2 separate regions of the Homo sapiens genome follow, and region 1 is linked to region 2. Evidence: chromatin contacts called from ENCODE Hi-C or POLR2A ChIA-PET data. All regions are on one chromosome and are shown on one strand. The core of a region is the stretch at or near the end of the contact, and the rest is flanking DNA. Distances in the headings are between cores, read along the strand shown. Region 1 has its middle 36 kb from the start of MIR4289. Region 2 has its middle 47 kb from the start of LINC02843.

Region 1 (6,793 bases), core at 1,764-4,263, 180 kb before region 2:
GGATGTCATCCCACGTTCCAAGATGGCCACCATTTCCTCTCTTATTCCATCTGAAATAGAGGTCAATTACCATACCTAGGTTCCACTGTGGATCCCTCTGTCCTTGGTCCTGCAACCTCAGGATACCTGCAGGGCTGGTGGATGGGGAGGGATGTTCTCCTTGCCATCAGCATCCTGTTTCTCTGAGCACCACCCAGCAGCATTTCTCCCCACTGGCAAAGGCCCAGTTGCAGTTCTGCGTATGTCTTGTTCTCCTTCTTCCTTAATTACAGAACCTTAGTCCTGTAGGAGTTGGCAGTGTATGAACTTGAAACAATATTTTATAGCCTTCTTTGCAGATAAGAGCAGCCATGTGACTATATGTGACCAATAATACGTATGGTGACTCCATGACTATTTTCCCTCTTGTTACTACAAAGGAGTCTTCTGCTGGCACTGGCCTTTGCACTTTGCCGTTTCCTCCTTCTTTGAGGGGGCATGGGCTGTGGAGAAGGTTCAGCCATCTTGTGGCTCTCTGCCAACATCCTGGAGCCACACTCTTACCCTGAGCAACCTACCCCTGGACTTCATGACATGCAAAAGAAAAAGAAGATCTATGACTCAAGCTGGTACATTTGCGTCTGTTACTAGGATCTAGGATATGCATGGAGCCCTTGCATAATACAAACCATCCATGCCATCCTGACCCGCAGTCACTGAGGACCGGGCCCCTTCGGGGACACTCACATCTCTCTTCAGTCCTATTCCACGTTGGTTGGGCTGTGACTTGCTCTGGCCACTGGGCAGTCCCTTGGCCTACAGTGCTCTGCTGACTTCTGTGTCCCTTCATGTAAGGTGACAGGAACCACTGAGGTCTCTTCTGCACTTTCTGAGAGCAGCGCAGAGCTGTGCAGAGACAGCACTCAGGCTCCCCAAGGATCCCTGTCTGCATCCTCCCAGGATGGTAGCTCTGGCAGGGCCTGAGGACTCACCACCACAAGTCTCCAAGTCAGCAGTGAGGTGTCCAGCTTACCTCCTGGCAAACAACCTTCTCATCAAATGGCAGGTGACCTGCCTATCCCTGAATAGCAGGTTTTGGTTCTCTGCCAGCCTGAAGAATTATTACAAAAACCAATCACAACTTCACCCTGGAACCAAGAGGCAGCTCCCTCTCTTGTTACTACAGAGCTTGCCTTCCACAGCCCCTGGCTATTCATGCTGTTCCCAAGTGCAGCCCCCATGTGGCCCCACATGGCCTGTGGTATCCTCCTCCCCTGGGCTTGATTCTACATGCTGTTCATCTGACCAGCCCAGCACTGGGTGTGCTGTATTCGTCCATCTGCCTAACCAAGTGGAGGGAATCCCTCTCTCACCAACTGATTGAGGAAGAGGAGATTAAAACCGAATCCCCCTTTACTCCCCCATGGGAGGAAGTCTCTCCCCACCACTGCTAACTACACACACCAGTGACTCCCCTCCCACACTACCTCTTTTTCCTGGGGAGCAGTCGGGGTCTATGACAACAGGCCAGTCCTGCCTCCTCCAGGAGCCGCACAGTAGACCCTGGTCACTGGCAGCTCACTGGAGAATGTGGTGAACGTGGGACCTTCGCTTTTAGTTATAACAGGAAAAGCCCCTTATAGAGAAGAGAAACAGCCTCCTACTGACGTGAGAAAAGAGGCTTAGAGGAGACAAATAGGGCTGCAGGTCAGGATGGGGGTGTGAAATGACAGTGGCCCCTTTAAACCTCTCCCTCCTCCTCCATTTTCTTCTTTTGTAAAAATATCAAGCCCAGCAAATCTCCTATTTGGGAGAGAAAAATAAAAGAATTAGGGAAAAGTAAAGAGGAAAATAGCATGTGAAGCACCCCTTGCTGTCTCCCATTCTTCAGCCATCAATCAGACAACTGACGCTGTGACTATTTCCAAACTTGAGTCATCTTTTTGTTACAAAAAGGTTGGCCACAGACCTGGTTTGGAATTTTCACTATTCAAGCCATTATTTGTTGTGTCAGCAAAGCAGTCAATTGTGTTCAGAGTCATCGGTTTGTTCTCTGAGTCTAATTTGAAAGACATGAAAACACAAAAGTACTCGGAATCCCTAATTAGGTACCTCTGTGCAGGCATTCCCCAATGAAGCTACCTTTTGATGGAAACCATCCGCACAGAAACATTGTTCACTGTTGGTGGCCATTCATGCCTCTTTACGCTCTTGTCCATTTGTGAAAACAGGGCTAGCCTCTTCCTGCCCCCAGGCCCACTGTAAATCCAGTCGCAGCCTGGGTCTCATCCTCCAAACAAGAATGAGCCAGTCGGACCATGCTAGAAAGGGATGGGCGTTTTGTTGGGATTTAAAAAGGAGAGTGCATCTTGCAGACCACACAGCAGAAGGAAGCTGGACTTGCTCAGCCAGTGGTTGGGGTCTTCCCCTCCACTCTTCCCTTCCCCATTCTTCATTTCCAGCAGCTGCCCCTTGCCGCACTGCTCCTTCACCCACACACTTTTTTGTTTTTTGTTTTTTTGTTTTGAGAAGGAGTTTCACTCTTGTTGCCCAGGCTGGAGTGCAATGGAGCAAACTTGGCCCACTGCAACCTCCGCCTCCTGGGTTCAAGCAATTCTCTGCCTCACCCTCCTGAGTAGCTGGGATTACAGGTCCCTGCCACCACGCCTGGCTAATTTTCTGTATTTTTAGTAGAGACCAGGTTTCATCATCTTGGCCAGGCTGGTTTTGAACTCCTGAACTCGTGATCCACCCACCTCAGCCTCCCAAAGTGCTGGGATTACAGGCGTGAGCCACCACACCTGGCCCACCCACACGTTTTATAAAGTCTCCTCTATTGTCCTGGGCAGTCTAATGCTGGGTGCAGCCTGCTATGACCTTCACAGTGAGGATAACACACAAGATGTAGCTTCACAAGTCCTCTTTGATCAGCAGCCATCCAGCTCTGGTCTGCCGAAGCCTCCTGTTTCCCAGGCAGCTTACTCCAAGGACTCACCGAACAATGCAGAGACAGCAGGAGCCTGTGGAGGGGGCCTCCTGCTGGCAGATAGAACATGCAATCTGGTTCCTTGTGCATACACATGGAGACAGCGTCCTGTTTTCAGTGGCAATATTGTTTTGCAAGCCCCACTTGCTGTGTTTTACCCACACATAAGAAAATAGGCCAAAAAGTCTTCTGGATAACTGTCTTCTTTCATCCCTCTTCTGTTGCTTATTACTGCCTGCCGCCTTTGCCCCTCAGCTGTGCCCTGTCTCCCTCCCACTCACACAGTTTCCGCCTGTCCTCATTTCTTCTCTTTTTTGGGACACATTTAAGATAAGGCCTCACTGTGACTCATCCAGCAGTTTTGTCCTTGGGCCAACCCAACTTCAGGCCATAGGTTATATAGTTATCACTCAACAGCTAGGGAGGGCTCATAAGAGTTTACCACACACTATGACGGGAGGTGTCAACTGAGCATCTGAATACAACAGAATGCTGAACTAGCAGGACTCCCCTGTCATTTGAAGAGAAATCCATTCAAAGAGAAATCCATTCAAAAAGAAATCCACTCAACATCTGGCTATCAACCATCTGGACAGTGCTGCAAGGAGTAAGGGAGTCTGTTATTGCCAGTACTCCAGGAGGAAGGCCAGGCTCAGGAACGATGGAGGGTGGATACTTCATTCTGGGAACCCTGTGAGGCTGTGGACCAGAGATAGTTCCTCTTAGCACAGAAACTGCTCATTTAAAAAAGTAAATTAAAAAAAAAAAAAAAAAGCAATAGGCATAGCCGCCCTGCTCTGAGCAATGTGGAAAAGTGCAATGGTTTTTATTCTCACTATGTATCAGGATCACCTAAAGAACTATGACTGTAGATATTGATTATCAACAGTTGCTAATATCTCTAAAAAAGAGACAACCATTCTGTATCTCTTGCTAAATGGACACACCCCCCAGGTTATATTCTTAATAAAAATTGAAACCTGAAGGAGATGAAGCCTCTAGATCTAACTAGATCTATCTAATTGGATCTAACTACGAACTAACAGGAAATATGTGGGACAGAGGAACATGATAATGACAACACCTGGATGCAAAACTGATAAAAGAAAGCATGATTCACCCTGAGAGCTACTCTATCCTGAGAGGATAAATGACCTGTTGTCTCAACAAGTGTATGCAGAGACAGGCAGAGAGAAGAACTATAGATTAACAATGAAAGAGCCTTATTTGGATTTTGATTCAACAAACAACCTATAAAATACCATTTTATTTTATCCAGATAACTAGACATTGACTAGGTATTAAGGAATTATTGTTGTGTTTTTCAGGTGCAATAATGGTACTGTGTTTGTGTTTCTTAAAAAAAAATTGTCTTACATTTTAGGGTGGTATTCTGACATGTTTAAGATGAAATGCTAGGAATTTTGAGATTGGCTTCAAAATAAGCCAGGACTGGGGAGAGAGCAGAGTGAGGGTGAAAATTGGATGGCCAGGAAAACAGTGATGTTTCGGTATAAGTATTGTCCCACGTGACGTTATATTTTTATTAAAAAGTCATCCATTTTTTACCTGAAATTCAAACTTAACTGAATGTCCTGCATTTCTATTTGGTAAAGCTGGCAGTTTGCTAGGTAAAACGCACTTGATTGTATTGTTCTCTCTACTGTTTTGTGTACTTCAAGTAAATAAATGAGGTGAAGGTTTTTAAAAAGCCTCCTCCAACCCCCTCCCTGGAGATCTGAAGTTATAGGAGTGGTGGTCCTTTGTAGCTGAGGCAGGTAGAGTGGTAAATATGCGTCATTCTTTAGTCAGCACCTCTGGTGGTTCTGATGCAGACAGATGCAGGTTGTTCTTGGGGACACTGGCTGAATGAGATGGACACAGGCCTGTAATTCTGGGCTTAGGGGCCAGCTCTATGGTTTTGGGACAAATTACTTATCAGCTCTTGAGCCCTCATGGAAATAATAATAATAATAATAGCCACTGATGAGGTCCTTATGAGGAGTAAGTGAAATTATAAGATCTGAGCTGTAAAGCAGCATCCAAGTGATAATTGGGTAATCAATAAATGTGAAAAGATGAAGTTTACCATCGTCATTTTCTAAAGTGTAGTTTGGGACATAGTATTTGCCTTCCAACATTAAATACAGGCCAAAAAAAGTTAATTATCAATATCAAAAAGAAACACTGTGGTTGAGAAAGATGTCTCAAATTGAGAAATAAAGCCACTTCTTAACAATTAGGAAACATAAAAAGGACAAAAACAAGTTTTGAAATAAAAGTGTGAAAAATAAGTCTTCGTTAATAGGCAGGAATCCTTTTAATAAACACCTTGCAGCCGGGCGCGGTGGCTCACGCCTGTAATCCCAGCACTTTGGGAGGCCGAGGCGGGTGGATCACGAGGTCAGGAGATCGAGACCATCCTGGCTAACACGGTGAAACCCTGTCTCTACTAAAAATGCAAAAAATTAGCCGGGCGTGGTGGTGGGCGCCTGTAGTCCCAGCTACTCATACGGAGGCTGAGGCAGGAGAATTGCTTGAACCTGGGAGGCGGAGCTTGCAGTGAGCCGAGATCACGCCACTGCACTCCAGCCTGGGCGACAGGGAGAGACTCCATCTCAAAAATAAATAAATAAATAAACACCTTGCACTTATCCAGGAGCAGCTGAACATGTTGCACAGCAGATCAAGCATGACCCTGGGGTTTTGTCTACACCTCTCTCCACCCTATGCCTGAGAACTCCAAATGAGGAGTCCATGGGCTCAAAGTTAGGGAACGTGGGCTCTAAAGTTTACCTGTAACTTCCTAAAGTCAGAGCTCTCTAAGCCTCAGGTTCCTTGTGTGTAAACTGGAGATGAAACATGGTTTCCTTCAAGGATTGGAGCATCTAGTGGACTAATTAAAGTGAGCAATGTCAGGAACAATGGTCATATTCCACCCTCTTGGAGGAAACTCCCAATGGTCCCATCCTGGTGGGTGGCATCCATGTCCCCAGGGAACTTGGCATCCAGGCCCAGGGCTGGAGGGAGCAAGCCTGGGAGAGGGGTGGACTCATAGTCCAGCAGAAGCCTCTGATCTCTCATTTATCTATTCCATGTGGCCAAGGAGATAGGTTCAAAAGAAGCCTGAGGATGAATATTCTCAGTGACACCAGATATTAAGAGGCACAGGTTAGGACTTCCCTTTACCCATGTTCTACTCCACTGTTCCACTATTGGTCTTTTTTTTTTTTTTTTTGAGACAGAGTCTCACTCTGTCGCCCAGGCTGGAGTGCAGTGCTGCAATCTCTGCTCACTGCAAGCTCTGCTTCCCAGGTTCAAGCAATTCTCCTGCCTCAGCCTCCCAAGTAGCTGGGACTACAGGTGCCTGCCACCACACCCAGCTAATTTTTTGTATTTTTAGTAGAGACAGCATTTCACCATGTTGGCCAGGATGGTCTCAATCTCCTGACCTCGTGATCTGCCCGCCTCAACCTCCCAAAGTGCTGGGATTACAGGCGTGAGCCACCACGCCCAGCCTATTTGTCTTTTATTCTTCCTCTTCAAGATGGCTCTCGACATCACTTTAGTGAGTGTCCTTTTTGTGAAAATACATGTATTGAGAGACAGGAGCCCTGAGCAATTGGCAGTGACCCTGTGTGTGTCAGCCACAGCCCAGGGACAGAGTGAGGGTCAGCACTGATCGTGGCCAAATGGTGGGGAGGTTTTCAGACAGGCGTCAATTCTACATGTGGCTGCAAACAACTGCGTCATCTTGGTTGAATGTCTCCACTTTCTACCATCCAGCTTCCCCGCAATGAAGTGTGCAGAACTCACTGCTGCAGGCCA
Region 2 (7,281 bases), core at 3,014-5,513:
AATCCTGCACATATACCCCTAAACCTAAAATAAAAGTTTTTTTAAAAAACTATAGAAAAAGAAGAGCAAACTAAACCTAAGCAAGAAGAAGGAAAAAAATAAACATTAGAGGAGAGATAAATGAAGTAGAGAATAGAATGACAATGGAAAAAATTAATAAAACATAACATAGTTATTTGAAAAGATCAACAATGTTGAGAAAACTTTGGCTAGACTAACCAAGAAAAAAGAAAAAGAGTAGACTTAAACTATTAAAATCAGGAACAAAGGAGATGTTGCTAACGATATAGAGAAATTAAAAGCATTGTAAAACAATACCGTGAACAATTGTATGCCAACAAATTAGACAATTTAGATGAAATGGACAATTTCTGGAGACACACAAGCTACCAAAATTGACTCAGGAAGAAACAGACAATCTGAATAGACCTATAACAAATAAAGAGATTGAGTCAACCCTCCAAAAGCTTCCAATAAAGAAAACCCCAGGACCAGATGGTGAATTCTACCAAATTTTTAAGAATTAGTAGAAATGCTTCTTAGACTCTTCCAAAAAAATAGAATTGAGAAAACTTCCTAACTCACTCCATGAGGTCGGCATTACCATGATACCAAAACCAGATAAAGACATCACAAGAAAACTATAAACCAAAGTCTCTTATGAATGTAGATGCCAAAACACTCAACAAAATACTAGCAAACTGAAGACTGGGCACAGTGGCTCACACCTGTAATCCCAGCACTTTGGGAGGCCAATGCAGGCATATCACTTGAAGCCAGGAGGTCGAGACCAGCCTGACCAACATGGTGAAACATCATCACTACTAAAAATACAAAAATTAGCCTGGTGTGGTGGCACATGCCTGTAATCCCAGCTACTCGGGAGGCTGAGACATGAGAATCTCTTGAACCTGGGAGGCAGAGGTTGCAATGAGCCAAGACGGCACCATTGCACTCTAGCCTGGGTGACAGAGTGAGACTGCATTCTACCCCGCCAAAAAAAAAAAAATACTAGCAAACTGAATCCAGGAGTATATTAAAGATATTATACATTATGTCCAAGTGAGAGTAATCCCAGGAATGTGAAAGTGGTTCCAACATATAAAAATCAGTCAAAGTAACACAGCATATCAATAGAATAAAGGAAGAATATCCAGGTGTGGTGGCACATGCCTATAATCCCAGCTACTCGGGAGGCTGAGGCAGGAGAATCGCTTGAACCTGGGAGGTGGAGGTTGCGGTGAGCCAAGATCGCGCTGCTGCACTCCAGCCTGGGCAACAAGAGCGAAACTCCGTCTCAAAAAAATAAATTAATTAATTAAATAAAGGAAGAAACTGATTCCTCGGTGTGTTGCATTCTGGATTCAGAGCTTTCCACACCCCAATAAATTGCCCTAAGATCACCAATTATAAGTTCACTGCAGAATTTAATAGATTTTAATCTTTCTGTCACTTGATCCCTCAAGGACATGAGGCCTGTTGGCCACATGCTTCTGGTTCTCCTCATGCCTTCCAAACATTTCTTTCCAGTCTCCTTCATGAGGCTTCCTGCCTACTCTTTGACAAGTGACCTTCTTCTGTTCATACTCTAACATCTGCCTGAATACAGTAATCCACATTTTGGTTTAACTGCCACCTTATATCATATCCCAGGATCCTCCCCTGCCCTCCAGACCCATGTATCCTTTTGCCCACTGGATAATGCAAACTGGATAATTCCAAGTTGTTCAAGTTCCACGTGGCTAGAATTGGACTCCTTATCTTCCACCCAAAACCTTCTACTATTCCATGATTATTTGATAATTTAAAAGAATAACCACAAGCCTATTATTATTAAATAGTCCAACCCAGTTGTCCAAAGCACAACCTTGGAAATCACTGCTGACCTCTTCCTCAACAATCAGCATTCAAGAGGTCACTAAATCCTGAGGATTAGTCTTCTGTCACAGCTCTGCCGAAATCTGTACCATCTGTTTCCTGGAATGTTACTTTAGGCTCCTAAGTGAATTTTCTTCTTTTTTTCCCCTTCAATCCGTTATCCACATTGCAACCAAAGTGATCTTTCCGTAACTGATGTGATCCCATGACTCCGAATAATACCCAAGATACACGAACATATACACAAATAATAGTAACAGCATTATTTCAATTCTTAAACATTGCTGGATTCTTTCAGATCCAGCTAAAACACCCCACTTTTGGCTAAAAAATGACTTAAAATTTCTCTTAAAATCCTATACATATAAGGACACCCTCTTTTGTGCCCCAACACTTCTCCCAAACACACATGAACACCTCCTACCTCCTACCTCCTACCTAGCTATGGTCAACCACTCAATACACATCTCCCCTGCATGACTTCAAGGTCCTTGAAGAATGAACCTTATTGTTATTCATTTCTATATCCTCAGGGTATATATCACTGTCTGACATGTTATGAATTAAGAACTTAAGAACTATTTCTACATAGTCAATGGATTATTATGAATTATAATACTATCCCAGACAGTACTAGTTAAAGTCTGCTACTTATTCTGAGACCAGCACAGGGCACCATAATTTAATGTGCACATGGAGAAAGGAGAAAATATGAGAAAAGAATCTAACGTTCGGAAAATTATACTTATTGGGAGACTAAAGAACATCTCAACTTGAAAAATGGAGGCTGAGGAGGGATTTAAATACATCTTCAAATACAGCCATTAATGGTAGAAAAGAAATCCCTGCAGGCTGAGGAGACCAAGCCTCTATTCTACTAACTAGCTATGGGAACCCACGCTTTCTGGGCCCAAGCTTTTGTTCCTGTTAAATTCTAAGGCTAGGCTCTAAACTCCGTTAAAGCACTAGTGCTCTATGATTCTAAAGTTATACATCACATTAAAGCAGAATAAAGAAAAATACACAGGTGTCAGCATAAGGGACTTTGTTAAACCCAGGAAATATTTTCCCAAAGCAGAACTGGTTTCAGAGTGGAGTGACTGTGAGCAGGGCTGTGCAGACTTGCTTGCTGAATGCCCTGATCAACAGAGGAGTTTTCAGTCATCCTGCAGGATTCGTGTTGTGTTCTTCCTAGAGGGAGTAGAGGGGCTTGAGGGAGAGTTTGAGACAGATTACCCAACCTGAACCTCTGATATTTTCATAAACATTATGTGTCAAAGAAGGTCTTCTTTTCCAGAAAGATCACACCAACTTCTCGGGGCATATAGAAAAAAATCAATGAGTCATCATCAATGCTTCCTGTCATCATAATCATGAGTGACAATCCTATAAAGAGTGGCGTGTTATGGGGTGTAAGGGGAGGGGGGGCTTTTTGTAAAAAGATAGCAGAATTTTGTCCTAAAACTAGAAATTCAAATATAACTGGGAATATATTTTCACAGCAGTGTGAACTTTCCTCTACAAATCCGCAGCAGATGACCTCTGTGCTTGATCTTACGGAAGCTGAATGCCGGGGTGAATTCACTGTTTTCTGAAAAAAGATACAAAAAATCCAGATGGCAGCTTATGGCCTCAGTCAACGTTCTGCCATGAGTCCTCTCCAAGTCTATATTTAGCATGATCTGATTGAGTAAGATCACATGCTCAGAGTAAACTCAGTCCAGAATATCAACTATGATTTACTTCCAGAGGCAGTAATAAATCTCCCTGTTGGAATTTTATTCGGTTTCTGCTGGCTAGGTTCTTTGTCCATTTGTATTATGCCCTGAAGCTGTAAATATGTAGAATTAAAATGGGCAAGAGATATCTATATTTATATCTGTTTCAATATTTCTATTTATATCTATCTGCTCTACTGCTTGCCTCCTGCAGAATGAGATTAATCCCTTTAAATATTATTAATCATGGTCATTTGCTCAAGACAATGCAATAGGGGGAATAAACAGCTTCCAGGAACCACCTACTTCACTGTGGATTTCCCACCAAGAAAAATAAATATTGAATTTTTCTCAGCTACTGAAAATAGCAATTCCACCACAGCAGCAGAAAAATAACCTTAGTAGGTAAAGACATTTGAGCTAAGCTAGACTTTGGGAACATAGTGACCTGGTCTTGAGATGAAGCCAAGGGAAATTAGCTCTCTGTCCATTTATGGGAACTGAATTTCAGCGGGAGGAGGAGAGTTGAGCACATCTTGGAAGTGACAAGTTTAACGTTTGCATTCCGGTGATCATAGCCTGCCCTATCTCAGGACAAGGATGTGTGTCTGTCCTTCCCAAAATAACCCTGAGTCTTCTGCTGGCCTGGATAAGCATCCTCACCCAATGATTCAGGAAGGGCTGGTTGGGAAAGGGGCATGTCTAGCCCAGCCCAGATGAGGCCACACTCTTTTACTGGGCTCATGGGGCTCAGGTTCAGTGCCCATTCAAATACAGCCAGATATTTCTTCCCAGATAAAGCAGAAGACTCCACATCTACCTTGTGTACTCCCACCATAAACCAAGTTAGATTGGAAACTTCAATTGACCTTTCTCAGTAAGGATTACTGATAGAATAAAGCTCCAGTCCATTAAGGCAACCAAACATGTAACAAATTAGCTTATCTCCTCTCCATCTACAATGGTACTAGCTATGTTGCATTCTTGGGAAATGGAGAATTAGTCAACGAAATCACTTGTCTGTAGGCTAATTCTCTTTTGGGACCCTGATTGGAAAAGACTATAATTAGAAAGCTTCAGGGATAAGATGAAGCCTTCTGAGACTTGTGGACCAGATCTGTGGACTTCAGTCTAGAACATAGGTGGACACTGGGGTTTTTCTGGATCTTATCTAGTCTTGGCGTGGCAAGCATGCTTTTTGTCCCACAGTGGGGTCTGTCAAGATTTAATAGCAACTGCTGACCTTGCTATTGCAATGCAGGCCTATCACCATATTACTCCTGCTGCCTACAATAGCTGTTCATACGGAGGAAGCAAGTAAGTCAGTGATTCACCTTGGTTTTTGTCCTGTATCCAAGAATTAAGAGTGAGTTCCATGGTGACACAGTGGGCTGAAAATCTTAGTTAAGGGCATTTATAGAGACTTGATTATATGATTTCTTTTTTTGTTGAAATACACTCTCATTGGCTTTATGGTGTGAAGATTACAATTGTGGGTCCTTGAAACAGACAGACCTGAGTCTAGTATCGCTTTGTGTCTTATAAGCTATGTGTCCTCAGAAACATTACTTAGACTCTCTAGACTGAACACAAGGCAGCGAAGGACAGTGATCCCTGAGTGAGCCTCCCTCACCCAAGAGTGAGGGTGGCTGCTCTCCCCCATCTAACAAGATAGAAGTTGAACATAGTTGAGGTGATTCTGAAAAAAACAGTTCTTTATTTGGAGTAGCAAGGAAATTATTGGGAACCAAAAATAAATACTCCATGCAATGTTTCTCAACCTTTTTCCATGTTATTCACTTGTCTATGGAAGGAATAAATTAAACTGCATGATTTTAAAAATTTATATCAGACAAAAATTTATATGCCACTTATTTTCACTCAACAATATATCATGTCTATTCTTTTATGTCAGCGCATATAGATGTATCTTATTCTTTTCAAAAAATTATTTATTAGGTAAGTCAAAATTATATATACTTACATTGTACAATATAGTGTTGGTGCAATGGATAAATCAAGCTATTTAACATTTCCATTACCTCAAACATAATTTGTGATGAGAACACTTAAACTCCTTAAAATCTACTCTCTTGGCAATTTACAAGTATATAATATATTCTTTTTTTATTATTATACTTTAAGTTCTAGGATACATGTGCATAATGTGCAGGGTTGTTACGTAGTTATACATGTGCCATGTTGGTTTGCTGCACCCATTAACTCATCATTTACATTGGGTATTTCTCCTAATGCTATCCCTCCCCCAGCCCCCCACCCCACGACAGGCCCTGGTGTGTGATGTTCCCCTCCCTGTGTCCAAGTGTTCTCATTGTTCAATTCCCACCTATGAGTGAGAACATGCGGTGTTTGCTTTTATGTCCTTGTGATAGTTTGCTGAGAATGATGGTTTCCAGCTTCATCCATGTCCCTACAAAGGACATGAACTCATCATTTTTTATGGCTGCATAGTGTTCCATGGTGTATATGTGCCACATTTTCTTAATCCAGTCTATCATTGATGGACATTTGGGTTGGTTCCAAGTCTTTGTTATTGTGAATAGTGCCGCAACAAACATACTTGTGCATGTGTCTCTATAGTAGCATGATTTATAATACTTTGGGTATATACCCAGTAATGGGATCACTGGGTCAAATGGTATTTCTAGTTCTAGATTCTTGAGGAATCGTCACACTGTCTTCCACAATGGTTGAACTAATTTACACTCCCACCAACAGTGTAAAAGTGTTCCTATTTCTCCACATCCTCTCCAGCATCTGTTGTTTCATGACTTTTTAATGATTGCCATTCTAACTGGTGTGAGATGGTATCTCATTGTGGTTTTGATTTGCATTTCTCTGATGACTAGTGATGATGAGCATTTTTTCATGTGTCTGCTGGCTGCATAAATGTCTTCTTTTGAGAAGTGTCTGTTCACATCCTTTGCCCACTTTTTGATGGGTTTGTTTGTTTTTTTCTTGAAAATTTGTTTAAGTTCTTTGTAGATTCTAGATATTAGCCCTTTGTCAGATGGGTAGATTGCAAAAATATTCTCCCATTCTGTAGGTTACCTGTTCACTCTGATGGTAGTTTCTTTTGCTGTGCAAAAGCTCTTTAATTAGATCCCATTCATCTATTTTGGCTTTTGTTGCCATTGCTTTTGGTGTTTTAGTCATGAAGTCCTTGCCCATGTGTATGTCCTGAATGGTATTGCCTAGGTTTTCTTCTAGAGTTTTTATGGTTTCAGGTCTAACATTTAAGTCTTTAATCCACCTTGAATTAATTTTTGTATAAGGTGTAAGGAAGGGATCCAGTTTCAGCTTTCTACATATGGCTAGCCAGTTTTCCCAGCACCATTTAATCAATAGGGAATCTGTTCCCAATTTCTTGTTTTTGTCAGGTTTGTCAAAGATCAGATGATTGTAGATGTGTGGTGTTATTTCTGAGGCCTCTGTTCTGTTCCATTTGTCTATATATCTGTTTTGGTACCAGTACCATGTTGTTTTTGTTACTGTAGCCTCGTAGTATAGTTTGAAGTCAGTAGTATAGTTTGATGCCTCCAGCTTTGTTCTTTTTGCTTAGGAATGTCTTGGCAATGTGGGCTTTTTTTTGGTTCCATATGAACTTTAAAGCAGTTTTTTCCAATCCTGTGAAGAAAGTCATTGGTAGCTTGATGGGGATGGT

The links. Hi-C counts contacts between places; a loop is a spot of excess contacts on that map. ChIA-PET counts read pairs that join two places held with the same protein, here RNA polymerase II (POLR2A). Pooled maps may share reads with other maps.
Region 1: a loop to region 2 is called in a map of ascending aorta, with 2.4 times the contacts of the local background. The contact joins two enhancer-like sites. A Hi-C loop is called at or near these places in 4 of 168 maps with a recorded cell type or tissue (IMR-90, ascending aorta, heart right ventricle and 1 more) and 9 of 50 pooled maps. POLR2A ChIA-PET finds 5 or more read pairs at or near these places in 1 of 52 experiments (AG04450).

What each region holds. Positions count from the first base shown.
Region 1 is chr9:88,778,496-88,785,288 of GRCh38, reverse strand. No RefSeq gene overlaps it. Among named protein-coding and RNA genes, the nearest start is that of MIR4289, 36 kb to the right of the region's middle. Within about 2 kb of position 3,013, at least 9 of the 41 ENCODE cell types and tissues checked have a DNase peak (open chromatin) inside an H3K27ac peak, as active enhancers do; they include ascending aorta, where a contact is called at or near this core.
Region 2 is chr9:88,601,918-88,609,198 of GRCh38, reverse strand. No RefSeq gene overlaps it. Among named protein-coding and RNA genes, the nearest start is that of LINC02843, 47 kb to the left of the region's middle. Within about 2 kb of position 4,263, at least 4 of the 41 ENCODE cell types and tissues checked have a DNase peak (open chromatin) inside an H3K27ac peak, as active enhancers do; they include ascending aorta, where a contact is called at or near this core.